Linked DNA regions of Homo sapiens: region 2 is linked to region 1. Evidence: chromatin contacts called from ENCODE Hi-C data. All regions are on one chromosome and are shown on one strand. Each heading gives the region's core, a stretch centred on a gene start or an enhancer-like site at or near the end of the contact. The rest is flanking DNA. Distances are from core to core; before and after follow the strand shown.

The links. A loop is a pair of places that touch in the nucleus more often than their neighbours do.
Region 2: a loop to region 1 is called in a map of endothelial cell of umbilical vein, with 2.6 times the contacts of the local background. The contact joins the promoter of RNF32 here to the enhancer-like site in region 1. A Hi-C loop is called at or near these places in 1 of 168 maps with a recorded cell type or tissue (endothelial cell of umbilical vein).

Annotation. Positions count from the first base shown.
Region 1 is chr7:155,881,796-155,888,416 of GRCh38, reverse strand. No RefSeq gene overlaps it. Among named protein-coding and RNA genes, the nearest start is that of SHH, 73 kb to the right of the region's middle. RefSeq lists an enhancer at 1,295-2,494. Within about 2 kb of position 2,721, at least 7 of the 41 ENCODE cell types and tissues checked have a DNase peak (open chromatin) inside an H3K27ac peak, as active enhancers do; they include endothelial cell of umbilical vein, where a contact is called at or near this core.
Region 2 is chr7:156,636,459-156,643,079 of GRCh38, reverse strand. It overlaps RNF32 (ring finger protein 32), which reads right to left and starts at 2,306. Exons shown (of 9, transcript NM_030936.4): 1 at 2,269-2,306. It overlaps RNF32-DT (RNF32 divergent transcript), which reads left to right and starts at 2,545. Exons shown (of 4, transcript NR_026865.2): 1 at 2,545-4,132. RefSeq lists a silencer at 2,406-2,715 and an enhancer at 2,284-2,875.

The sequences.
Region 1 (6,621 bases), core at 1,472-3,971:
TGGCATGGTTTGAGATAGAGTAAGGGTGAAGTTTCCCAGGCTCTTGCCTGTAATCCCAGCACTTTGGGAGGCCAACGCGGGCAGATCATCTGAGGTTGGGAGTTCGAGACCAGCCTGACCAATATGGAGAAACCCCGTCTCTACTAAAAATACAAAATTAGCCAGGTGTGGTGGTGCATACCTGTAATTCCAACTACTCGGGAGGCTGAGGCAGGAGAATTGCTTGAACCCGGGAGGCAGAGGTTGCGGTGAGCCGAGATAGTGCCACTGCACTCCAGCCTGGGCAACAAGAGCGAAACTCTGTCTCAAAAAATAAAATAAAATAATTAACCATAACGTTAATTATGACCCAGCAATTCCACTCCCACCAATGCACCCAGGAGACATGAAACTGACATTCATACGAACAACCTGCACATGAATGTTCACAGCAGCATTACTCACAATCCCCAAAACAAGGATGCAACCCACACGTCCACCCACAGATAAGTGCATCAATAAAATAGAGTCTGTTCGCGCACTGGGCTGTTACTCCACCGTGGGAAGGAATGAAGGCCCGATGCACGCTACCACATGGATGAACCGTGAGAACATGCTAAGTCAAAGAGGCTGGTCGTGTTGTATGATCCCACCTGAAAATATGAAGTGTTCAGAATAGGGACCCCTCAGAGACAGAAACTGGATTTGTGGGCGCCATGGACTGGGGAAGGGAGGATAGAGGAGTGACAGCTACTGCACACAAGGTTTCTTTCACGGTGATAAAAATGTTTGGGACTTACTAATGATGATGACTGCACAACTCTGAAATATACTAAAACATACGAATTGCACACTTCTAAATGGTGAATTTTATAATAAGTGAATCATAGCTCAATTTTTAAAATTAAATTAAAAAATAATAAAACAGCAAGGGCCAAAGCAGCCCAGCCCTGGAAGGGCGGTTGGTAGGTTGGCCTGGCCCCCAGTCCTCACACCCCACCACTGCCGCCTCTGCCCGGCCCCCTCAAGACCAGGGGCCCAGGCCGACACCCCTCCACACCGGGGGAGCCACAGCCAAGTGCAGAAGCTCCAGCCCTGGCTCGGCACGCCTCCTGTCCGACCTGGCCACGCAGCTCTCTCCTGCACAGTCGGAATTCCTTCCACCCCCAGCCCACAGTGCAGCCATGGCAGGACAGGGGAAGACCAGGGGTGAACCATCTGGGTCGCCCTTGAGGGAGAAGAGACCCAGAGAGAAGAGGTCAAAAGAACGCTCTCAGGCAGAAACCGAGTGGCTTCCTGGGCCTGGGAACTGCAGTCCCTGGAGGAGACACCAGGCCAGGGACGAGGACCACGTGCTTGACTGTGCGAGCTGCATGAGCGATTGTGCAGTCCCTGAGCGGGTCTGGCAGCTCCAAAGTGCTTCGCAAAATCAGGACGCCCGGGGTGCTGGAGTCACACTCAGCGCTCTCTGCCAATCTGGGTTAAGCCCTTTCCAATCCCTGCAGGAGCACAGCCAGTCGGCAGGTCTCAGCTCCCATGTCTCACGGGGAAGAAACAGAGGCAGAGATGAGTCCAGGGAGGCTCCCACGGCCTCCCTCAGCTGTACGTGGCGGCAGGGCACCCATACCAGGCGCACGCCCTCAGCGGAGCTGCATGGGTCTGCCCGTGATGTGGAGCCTGGAAGAAGCCGACGTGCAGCAAGTCTTGGATGGGAAGATCATGAAGAACGCAGGCGTCCCTCTGAGCCCCTTCACCCCGCCAGCCCCACCCCAGGCTCCCAGCTTGCCCTCCGAGTTGGCCTTGTCAGGGAAAGGAGCCAGCAGACGCCCTCTCGCTCAGGTGAACAGGACCACCTCCGGGCTAAGCCTTCCATTCCAGTCTGTCCTCCCTGTGATCGCACCCGTAAAACCACATTCTGCTCCCCCACACCCTCTCCACGTCTGCGCATGCTTGCCCATTTTCTCACCCACAGGGGTGGGCGTCCCTCACCCCACGCCCTCTCCACGTCTGCACACGCTTACCCATGTTTCTCACCCACAGGGATGCACTTCCCTCACCCCACGCCCTCTCCACGTCTGCACACGCTTACCCATGTTTGTCACCTACGGGGATGCGCTTCCCTCACCAGGCTGCACCCTCCGTGACACAGGGCAGTGTTGCCCACTCTACATCCCGTGTCCAGCACAGGGTCTGATAAATATCGACAGAGTGAATGAATGAGTGAATGAATGAGTGAATGAATGAACGGGGACTCATGGATTTCTGCTACTCACCTCCCTCAGAGCATCTTCACCATGGAATGAGCAAAGCCACACAACTCCCCAGGACCCTCAGTGTCTGAGGAAGGGAAGGAAGCTTCAAGGCCACTCAATCCAACCTCCTTCCCAGAACTGAAACCCCCAAGCCTGCTTCCCAGGACGTCTGTCCCTTCTGCCCGGCGTGCACTCACAGGCCCCACTCTGACTGTGTAGAATCGGGGGGCTGTTTTCAGGGTGCCTTGCTCACTTCCCTAACACCTCATCCCTCCCGCCCCCACCAACGCCAAAGGAAGAAGGAAAAGGATGGGGGAGGAGGAGGGAAGAGAAAAGAAGAGAATCAAAAGAGAAACACAAGTCTAATCATCGAATAGCCCAGCGTGTGCCGAGAGGAAACGGGAGGCGGGATGAGCTCACAGCCCTGGGAAGGGAAGGGCAGGAGGCCCGGCCAGGCAGTGGTGACTCAGGGCTGTGCTTTTGTGACTTGTCCACAATGGTGGGGCGGTACACGGGCTCCACGCAGAACAAAGCAGTTCTATGGAGCAGCTACCAAACCCAGGGCAGAGCTGGGAGCAAACACTCGGGGAAGAAAGGCAGCTCCTGGGTGTGGGCTGGGGGCCGCAGGAAGTGCAGGAGCATTCATGGGTCTTCCAGGAAGCAGCGTGCTCACAGGGCACCCAGGACGGAGGAGGGGGCACAGAGGCCCACGCTGAGAAGACTCAGCCACAGGATGAACTGCTAGACTAGGCTGGAAAATATTTGAGGCCAAGGAGCGACCTCACCCTACGGCTTTCCAGGACTCCAGGCAGCATCCACAGGCTCCGTGTAAGGCCCAGCTCCTCAGGCTCTGGCCAGAGCTTGTGGCACCGGCCTGGCCCTGCCAGGTGTCCCTAGGCCTGCCTGGCCCCTCTGGTTTGTACCAACTTTAAGCACAAGGATGGCTGCTGCCTCCATCTGCATTCTTCCTGGGACACCCCCTCCTTGCACAAGCTTTGAGGCACCTGAAAGTCCACAGCGTCTCCCCATCACTGCAATCCCCGCGACACTTCTGCCACCGCAGGCACACCCAGCAACAAGGCATTCGCAGGAACCAAGGGCGAACACAGGCAGAGCAGGTGCCCAACAGCTGTGTGGCCTCTGAAGCCTCAAGCAGTCCAGAGCTGAAGTCAACCCAAGAGAATGCCACCAGCCTCTGTGACGGGCTCCAGGGGCCCTACGAGGGGCCTGCCCCTTCCTGACCCACGGCCCCCCTCTGGGGCTCAACTCAGTCTCCCGTTGCTCTAGCTGTGTGGTGTGACCTCTGCATCTCACCTCCTGTGCCATACAGTGCCACTACATCAGGGGTCTTCACGCCTGTGCATAAAGGGCACAACCCCATTTAGAAACCCTCTCCCAGCAAGTGTGCTCTTTGCTACTGGGCTCCCGGCTCCGGGGAACCGGCCTGAAGGGGCCAGGCCTTAGGACAGCCCCTCTTGATAGAGACAGAGTTTTATTTGTTCCTTGTTGAAAGTGTCTCTGGTACCTGTTCACCCACGAGGGCTGAGAAGGTGGTGAATGGGTGCAGGCACAGGTGCCTAGGAAGGGCTGTCCCCCACACTCTCCCGCAAACCAACATCACAGCAAGGGCAGAACCAGGAGCTACCCTGTAGGTAGCCGAGAGCCCCGTGTGCTGAGCAAGCTGACATTTCCCCATCCGTCCTTGCTGTCAGCCACTTGCTGCCCTGCTGAATGTCAGCTCTGCCTCCGGACGCCCAGAGTGGATGGCCAGGCCTCTGCTCCAGCAGCAGACGAGCACAGCGCGGGGCTGGGGGGCTGGAAAGCAGTCTTCCTTAACAAATACAAAACCCCCTGAGTAAGCTTCCCAGACCACTCAAACCAAACCCACCCACCCCCGGCAAATCCCTCTCCCTCACAGCACCTTCAGGGCTACCCAGCCTCTAAGAACCTGCTGTTGACATCCAATTCTTTAGACGTTTTCCTAATCAGATAGGATTTCCAGCAGGAACAGAAATGAATGGGGCACCTCATGAAGTCAAGTGAGCCCCACAGGGACTGAGGGGCTGTCCTCCTCCAGGCCCAGCAGAAGGCTCTTTGACTCCCTTTCTTGAAAGCGCGTCCCTTGCACCCTCCAGCCTATGTCTCAGATCACACCGGTCATTCCTTGGACGGACGGGCCACCCATGGCATCACCTGGAATACAGCACGGGGCACCACCATTAGGAGTCCAGGGCCTGATGCAATCACAGGGCAGGAAAGTGAAAGACAAACAGGAAAGGAAGCAAGAAGGAAGGAGAGACACCAACAGGACACCCCAGCCCACTGTCTTGGGGGCAGCTCATACCAAGAACAGGAAGAGGAGCTGCAGAGGCCATACAGGAGCCTGGAAACCACGTGGGAAGTAGCAGCGAGGGATCACCCGAGCCCTGGCCTAGGCATGCGGGTGGGTCGGGACGGGACTGGTCCAGCAGCCACTTCTGTCCCTGCTTACTCTGCCTGGCCACCATGGCAGACAGGAGCTCTGCTCAGGGACCCAGGGTGGGAGCCTGCCCATCTCTGCGCATGCTTTCAGGATCACGGGGGCGAGGAAAAGAGTGTGATGTGCTGGCTCTTGGAGCTTCTGCCCCAAAGTGACACAGGCCACTGCCACACATATTTCATTGACTCAGGCAAGTCACACAGCCACTCTCAGGTCCAGCAAGGTGGAAATGTGTAATCCTTTCACAGGAGGGGCACCAGGTATTGTTAAACAATCATGCAGACCATAGCAGAGGGAAAATTGGTACAAGCATCTTAGAGAACAGTTGACTGTCTAGGGGAGCTGAGGAAATACACATCCTAGGGTCCAGCAATTCCACTGCTGACAACACAGCCTAGAGACACTTAGGCCCATACACAGGCCACGCAGACCAGTGATGCTCCTAAGAGCTGGAAACGACTCAAATAGCCATCAAATGCAGAATGAGTACAAGATGATGGCACATTTAGAAAGACAGACCCATATACAGCAATCGAATGAACAAGTTAGAACTGCAGGCAGCAACATGGACTAATCTTAAAAACATCATGTTTAGCAAAATCAATGACTCAAAAGAACATCAACAGTGGAATTCCACTTTATAATCTTTGAAAAACAGCAACACTAAATCCTATTTTAAAGACACATGCGTTGTTCAAAACTACAGGGCCAAACAAGGAAGGGCTCCACATGGAAGTCAGCAATGGGGCTCCTCACGAGGAGGGAGGAGAACTTCTGGGGAGACAGCAGGGTCCTGCTTCCCTGAGTCAGTGGGAGAATCACACTGTTGTTTACAATTATTCACTATGCTGTCTGTGAATTTTATGCATTTTTTGTTTGCTTTATATTTCACAATTAAAGGTTTTCATAAATGGAAGCACGATGAATAATGCATTTGGTATTATTACACACGCAGTGAAGTCAGCGTGGGCCAGAGGGCAGGAGCAAGGAGACCTGCTGTGTTCCCTACATCCCCAAGAGGCCCGGATGGAGATGCTCAGCCTCCTGGGCCCTGAGTTTCCTGGGTGGCTACAGAAGTGTGCCAGAACAATTGGGTTTTAAGTCTCTCCCCTCTCTTTTTTATTTTTATTTTTTTGGTTGGGGGGCGTCAGGGTCTTGCTCTGTCACCCAGGCTGGAGTGCAGTGGTGCTATAGCAGCTCACTGCAGCTTTGACCTCTTGGGCTCAGGCGACCCTCCCGCCTCAGCCTCCTGAGTAGCTGGGACCACAGGCACACTCCCCAAGCCTGGCTGTCTCCTGCCTTTCTATTGTAGATTCTGATTCATATTAGGACAGAAAATCCTCTCGCTGTGATCCTGTGAAGAGTCTTTCATCCGAGACACCATGGGCCTTCCAAACAGAAACACCTCCATTCCTTCCCAGTGGCGAAAGGACATGAAGAAAGCCCTTCCTTCAGGGCCCGCGTGGCCGCCGTGGGCTCCGCCTCTGCCCCGCCTCGGGAGGGAGCGCTGTCGTGGGAGAGCTTTCTGTTTCAGGTCAGCTGACTGCGTCCAGGAGACTGGAGGGAGCCCATCACCGCCTGCCCCGGAATCACCGATTGGGAAGAATCCTTGGAGGCAGCCTCAGCTGACGCCTCCATTTCTGACTGACAGTAGTGTAGCGACCATCGCGGTCACGTTTGGCGTATTTCTCCTTGCCTCGTCTACCTCAGCGACAACCAAGTGAGGCAGGTACTGTCATAACCTTCATTTCACAGATGGTGAAAAGGAGGCTTTGGGACGTTCACGGTCATGTGACTGGTCAGTGGTGCATATAGAGCGACAGTAGCCCTAGAGAGGGTTGGTGGTGACCTGCCTCGGGCACGTCCGGTGCTGGTGAAAATTAAGACCGAACTTAACTTTCACTTAAAATT
Region 2 (6,621 bases), core at 1,057-3,556, 760 kb before region 1:
TTCTTGCTTCAATTCCCTTCAAAGCTGGTGGAATAATTTGGAATTGGCCCTTTTAGATTTTGGACATGGTGTATTTTATGAAGACAGATGTATTCAAAATATACTGTGATGAGGAGAAATAGAAAGTTATTCAAGTAATCTAGGAACTGGCACAGAAGGCCCTTGAACATATTTCTTCTAATGTTGTTTCCCTATAACGCTGATGAGAAAAAAAATTGATCCCCAGCAGGGGCCACTGTCTGTTTGGAGTTTGCACGTCCTCCCCATGTGCTGTGGGTTTCCTCCAGGTACCCCGGGTTCCTCCCACATCCCAAAGCTGTGCACGTGAGGCTCACTGGGGCGTCCCCGTCTGAGTGAGTGTGAGTGTGCCCTGCCATGGGATGCCGTCCTCTCCAGGACTGTTGCCCGCCTTGGTCCTGAGCTGCCTGGATGGGCTCAGCCCCCTGCCACCCTGAACTGGAATAAGCAGGTTGGAAAATGAAAGGATACAAATTATTGTCAAATAAAAACTCGTAAAGCATACGGTATTCACACAGAGATGCAGGACAATACCCGATGCAGTAAGAAAGGCCCAGCGGGCTGAGAAGTGGCTCCTGTTTGTTTTGAAACTGCATGGTAGGGGGAGGTGCTTCAGAGCTTTGGCTTGGCCAACATTATCTTTAACACAGCCCCTCCACAACCCGGTCACTCATGGATTCACCAGAAATTGGGTAATGATATTTCTTAAATGTAGAGCTCATATGTACTTCAGTGTTTCATATTAGAAGTGCTTTGGTCTTTATTTAGAAGTTTGGCGATGTTTTTGTGACCAGGAATGTGCTGTGGGAACTTTCCTCTTATTTATATCAATTAACCTATGGTGAAACTGGTTTCCTTGTACACTGCATGGCTTAAAGCTCCAGTTTCTAAGAACCTATGGATGATGTTAAGTGAAGACTTACTGTGTTGAGGGCCTAACTCTAAAAATAGAAAGAAATTAATCCAAAATGTATTTCTAAGGACTAACACTTGTATTAAATTACTCCAACCGAAAGAACAAACTCACTAAGGCGTGAGTGGAGAGATAGAAAAGCACAGTGGAACCAAATCTCTGAGATATCCAGGGTTAGAAGTAAAAACGTCAGTCGCTGCTCAAGTCCTGGAGGCTTTGATGATGGTTCTTACTACAGCCCTTTTCTGTTCCCGTTCAATTCTGGCATCAAGAGATGTTTGAAATAAGTTCCACCCTGTATCTCATCAAGACAACTGAACTTGGAGAAATGGTGGAATTTAAAATACTGAAAGATCACTGCCAGAATTTTCTCAGTTCCTGCTTCCAAAATGCCTATAACCTGCAGAAGATACAGTTTGCATCACACTAAAAATGGTCCGGTCATAGCTGCAGTCTGCAATTTAATCTCAAGTTTCTACACAGTAGACCACTGTCATTAATATCAAGGTAAGAGCTTTTAAAACCTATACTCTCTTAAAGTCCTACGGTATCATTAAGTTTTAGAGTTTAAAATTCAGAATTTAAAGGTATTGAAAACCCTTCAAGTACCTACTCCAACTCCACTTTATAAATGAGAAAACCAAATACCAGGTGAGTCCTTCAATATATAATGAGCCTGCGGCACTGGTAGGGTTAGAAACGTAACCCTTGCCCAGTATTGAAAGCTAAGATTAACAGGAACCCGTTGCTTTGTAAATCCCAGTATTAAACGCTCAAGAGGCAGAGCTTGGTGGCAAAAACGATCACTGGGGTGCCAAAGCGAGTAACCTCAGCTAATTAAACACGCTCAATAAAAATACACGAGACCAAGCCTACGACGTAAAGATGCAATCCTACGTAGGGTCTTGGTGTTATCTCCTGCCTTCTGAACCCCGCTGACCGTTTTCTGAGGTTCCACTCATGCAGGAAGCGCGCGGTGACGAGGCTCCAATTCCTCTCAAAGCTGACACCACCCTGCACCTGGGGCCCCTGATGGCAGCCGGTCCTACCGGGTTCTAAAATTACCGACGTGGGATCACTGTTCTAAGGCTTTAGGCAGCCGTAAATTCGTACCCCTCAGATAGAAGGAGCTGTGGAAACTAACCAGGACCCCGAGTCCCCCAAGGAGGCTGCGCGCCGCTACGGGACCCGACCTCGCCTCACAGCTGCGGCCATCGCCGGCCCGGCTCGGAGGAGGCGAAAGCGAGGCCGCGGACGGCCCTCACCCCGAATCCATGGACCCCGCCCGCCTGGCGGGCCACCCTTCTTTCCGTCCCTCCCCCGAAGCCTCTCCGTGCCTCGACTCCTCCGCGAACACCGGAACCCAGGGACGTCTGCCCCTTTTCCCTCAGGCAACTCCCTGGCCGCCCACCGTTGCCGTAGCAACGCCCGCCTCCGCGCTCGCTCCCCGCGGGCTTGCTCACCAGCCCTGCCCCGCCCCGCCCCATACTGCGCATGCTCGCCAGCCCCGCCCGGCCCACATTGCGCATGCTTGCCAACCACGCCCTGTCCACACCACACTGCGCATGCTCGCCGGCCCCCGCCCCGCGCACGGCGTCAGCGTCTAGACGCAGGTGCGTTCCCGTCGAGGCTCGCGCAGCGGGCGTTTTTGGGGATCGCCTGGCGGGGGTGTTCGGGAGCCGCGGGCTGAAGCACGGGGGCGTGCAGGCGCCCAGGCCTCGTGTAGTGAGGGCCGAGCCCCGCGCCGGCTTCGCTGTAGTCCGCAGCCCCCGGCGGCTTTGTGGGCGCAGCCACGCTCCTCAGCCGCCCGCCCACCTGGGCCTGGGCCCCGGTTGTTTCCCTGCGGTGGCTGTGGTCGTTCCCGTTCCAGGGTCTCGAGCGCACCGCCCCTTCGCTGCGCTGTTAGTCGAGGGCAGTTTTCTGGGGGATCCCCCGATCCCCCCGCGCCGCTCAGGCGTCTTGGCTCGCGGAAGCGCAGGCGCCGACTGCCTGGCGTCGTCCGTGACTCCTGGCCCTTCTCTGTGGATCCCTTTGCTTCTCGTTGCGGGTTGTGTTTCCTGCTTCGTGGGCCTGGCCGTTTGCGTTTGGATGCAGGCCCGGGTGAGCCCTGCGTGGCCCGCTGGCCTTTTCCTGCTCCCTAGGTGACTGAGCCGCGTGTGTGACACATCGGAGTGAATTGAGGCAACGCGTTCCTTTCCAGGCTTGCAGCGGGCGGTGTCGTTCACGCTCCTGAGCAGAGCCTTCCGGTGCTTTACTCGACGCCACAAATAGTGCAGGGTTCCTCCCAGGGGCTGTCGCGAGCTAGAACTCTTCCCCGCCCCTGTGAGCTCGGGCTGTTCTTCCTCCTCCGCGTGGCTCACTCCAGCCTCGGATGTTTCCTCGCTGCACAGACCTGCTCGGGAAGACTCGAGAAGGCCACCCCAGGACTCCAGCTCTCCCCGGAAGGGCTTCCCCTCGGATTGCGTCTTGGCCCCTGGAACCCTCCCTCTGTATCCTCTGCTGTTCCTCTCTTGGCCTCCATTTGGGTTGTGGCCTGGATACTCTGGCTCGCTGCTTCCCTTCTCTTAAGGATCACAGCCCTGCACTGCCTGTCGTCCGGTGCCTGGAAACCATTGTATTTTTTGGTCTGATTTTGTAGTTGTTTGAGAACTTAAGTCTGGTCCCTCACACTCCATGCCCAGAAGCAGAAATGAGTAAAGTTTGTTTTATCTTTTCTTAATATGACAATTATTGTGTTGGTTCAACTTATGTTGTACTTTAATTAGAAGAAATTTGGCCGAAAATACAAGGAAAATATACAAATGCAAGTAATTTTTTTTAAACTTCCCTGAAAGCAGGGTCTAAAGAAATTACCAACCAACTTAGACTGGATCTAGAAGAAAAGGAAGGGTCTTTGCAGTCTTAGGACTCTTCCGTTCCGCGACGTAGGTGTTAGGATAACAGCCATAAATGGTTGTAAGACTTTGGGCTCAGATAAGTAGACTTAAGTTCAAATTTTGACTTATTTTACAAGTGTGTGATTTTTGGCAAGCTCATCTTCCTAAACCATGAGCTCCTTATTTGTAAAGGGGACATTAGCCACTCTCCAGCAACAGCCCTGGTACTTCTTCAGTCCTGGGATGGGACGTATGATTAGCCTAAGCGAACCAGAAAATCCAGGCCCGTGACCAGTGACTTGATCAGGGCTGGCGATATATCTAGGTAGGCCAACCAGGTGGACTCAGTATTTTTGTGGGTGCTACTGGAAAATTTATTTAATTCTAACTGAATGTAGAAACAGCAACAGACATGAAATGGCAGTTGTATTGCTGTCTTATCATGAGGTGAGGGCCTGAAGCTATGGTAGCCACCCTGTGAACCTTGGAAGGAGGGTTCTACAGGAACTGGCAGAGCTGAGACTGGGACGCAACCCATGTCCTGGTGACGTATTTGAGTCCTGAGGCTGGCCCTCCTGTTAGTCTTTTCTCTTACTGGCTTCAGCCAGATGGGGTCTGGTTTTCTGTTACTTGCAACAGGAAAAATTGGAATGATATCTATGCATGCTATTACCGCCTTATGGCTGTGGTGAGATTAAAACATGATACTGTGGGTGAACTGCTTAGTACAGTGCCTGCTATTCTTTATGTTGGTTTTAAGGTATTTTTCTTGAACTTTAAAGTTCTAAGAAAAATTACCGTTTTAAAATTCCTACCCTCTGTTCACATGTTTAAATTTTCATGATAGTTTTTCTGTCTGCATGTTTTCTATTCAAAATAAATTGGTCATTCTTCAGTTAGCCACGAAGAATATTGTGAATTTTTTATTTTTAAATTTATTTTTTATTGATACATATTAGATGAACATGTTTTTGGATAACGTGATAATTCGATAAATTCATAAAATCAAATCAGGGTAATTGGGATATCCATCCCCTTAAATATTTATCTTCTATTTACACTAGGAACATTCAAATTATTCTAGCTATTTTGAAATGTGCAATCGATTTGTGTTAAGTATAGGCTTGACTGAAAATTTAACCTTATTGCTTTCTAATTCTTGACAAAAACAAAGCTAACATAGTTGATATTTGAAGAATACATTCATTCTTCAAGATAGTGTGTTCTGTTGAAATGAGTTAGATGATCAGAATGCAACATTCTTGGATAGGGATAATTAAAAATATAGTCAACCTATCTTGTCCCCAAAACCATGTTATCAATGATTTGTATTTTAACATTATGCCTTTTGTTTTAAAAAAGTTTTTTTGTTTTTTTGAGATGGGCCTGAGAAACTGCATGTATACAAAGCATGTTTACATCTTCAGAAAACTGCTATTGAGTACATTCTCCATGGTGCTGTTCAGTGCCATTTGTGTAAGCACCCACATGATTGTTTTAGAATTTCAAAACCACTAATTGAATGTCCTAGGAATAGTGGAGACGGAAGAGAAAATTAGAGGTGCATGATGTTAAGGATGTTGAGGTGCTTAGTCACAAGGAGAAGGGCACCAGTGTACTTGGCTGATTAAGATGCACTTCTGTACTCCACTGTGCTTAAGAAGAAAGCTGCGGGTGGTACTCTAAGAGATCTGTTGTATAAACATTATCACAAAAAGAGTGATGATACCTGTGCTTATCCAAGGAAGAGCAGCCCAAGATGGATGGCAATAGCGGACTATTTAAGTGGAAGACATTGATATGAAGGGAAAATCTTATATTTTGCTTGTGTAGAGCGCAATTCACAGAAAGTGTTCAAATACTAGAATAGGCAGTTGGAGTCCAGCTTGTGGAAGATGGGGTTTTCTTCATGATGACACTAGAGATCATGATATTGGATACTAGTGCTGGCCCTGTATTTTTATTTATTTATTTATTTATTTATTTATTTATTTATTTATTTATTTATTTTGAGACAGAGTCTCTGTTGCCCAGGCTGGAATGCAGTGGCGCCATCTCGGCTCACTGCAACTTCTGCCTCCCAGGATCAAGTAATTCTCCTGTCTTAGCCTCCCGAATAGCTGGGATTACAGGTGCCCGTCACCACGCTTAGCTAATTTTTGTATTTTTTAGTAGAGTCGGGGTTTCGCTATGTTGGCCAGGCTGGTCTTGAACTTCTGACCTCAGGTGATCCGCCTGCCTCGGCCTCCCAAAGTGCTGGGATTACAGGCGTGAACCACCGTGCCTGGCCTATGGATTCTTAATGTATCATACCCATAATATTTGAATTTGCCCACCTGCCTAGTCTCTAAACACTGCACTAATGAAAGCCTAGGCAGGGTCAGAATGGTTCTTAGTTCAATATCCTTCTCACATTTTAGTATCTTAATGCTCTCACATTTCTCCTTTGTTATGTACAAAATATTCTCAAAGCCTACTCAGTGCCTATTTGACTCTTGTCTCTCTTAACACAGTCCTTGACATCTAAAACAAACCTAAGGAGCAGAAATTGGTGGCATGGGGTTCATCTTTAATTTAGTTCTCAATTTTAACCTTCACCAAAACCATCTCTCCATTTATTTTTCTTAATCTTCTGTATTACCTTTAACTTTCTACTCACACTTGTATATTTATTTATTTATTTATTTTTTCTTTCTTTATTATTATTCTTTAAGTTTTAGGGTACATGTGCACAATGTGCAGGTTAGTTACATATGTATACATGTGCCATGCTGGTGCGCTGCACCCACTAACACGTCATCTGGCATGAGGTAT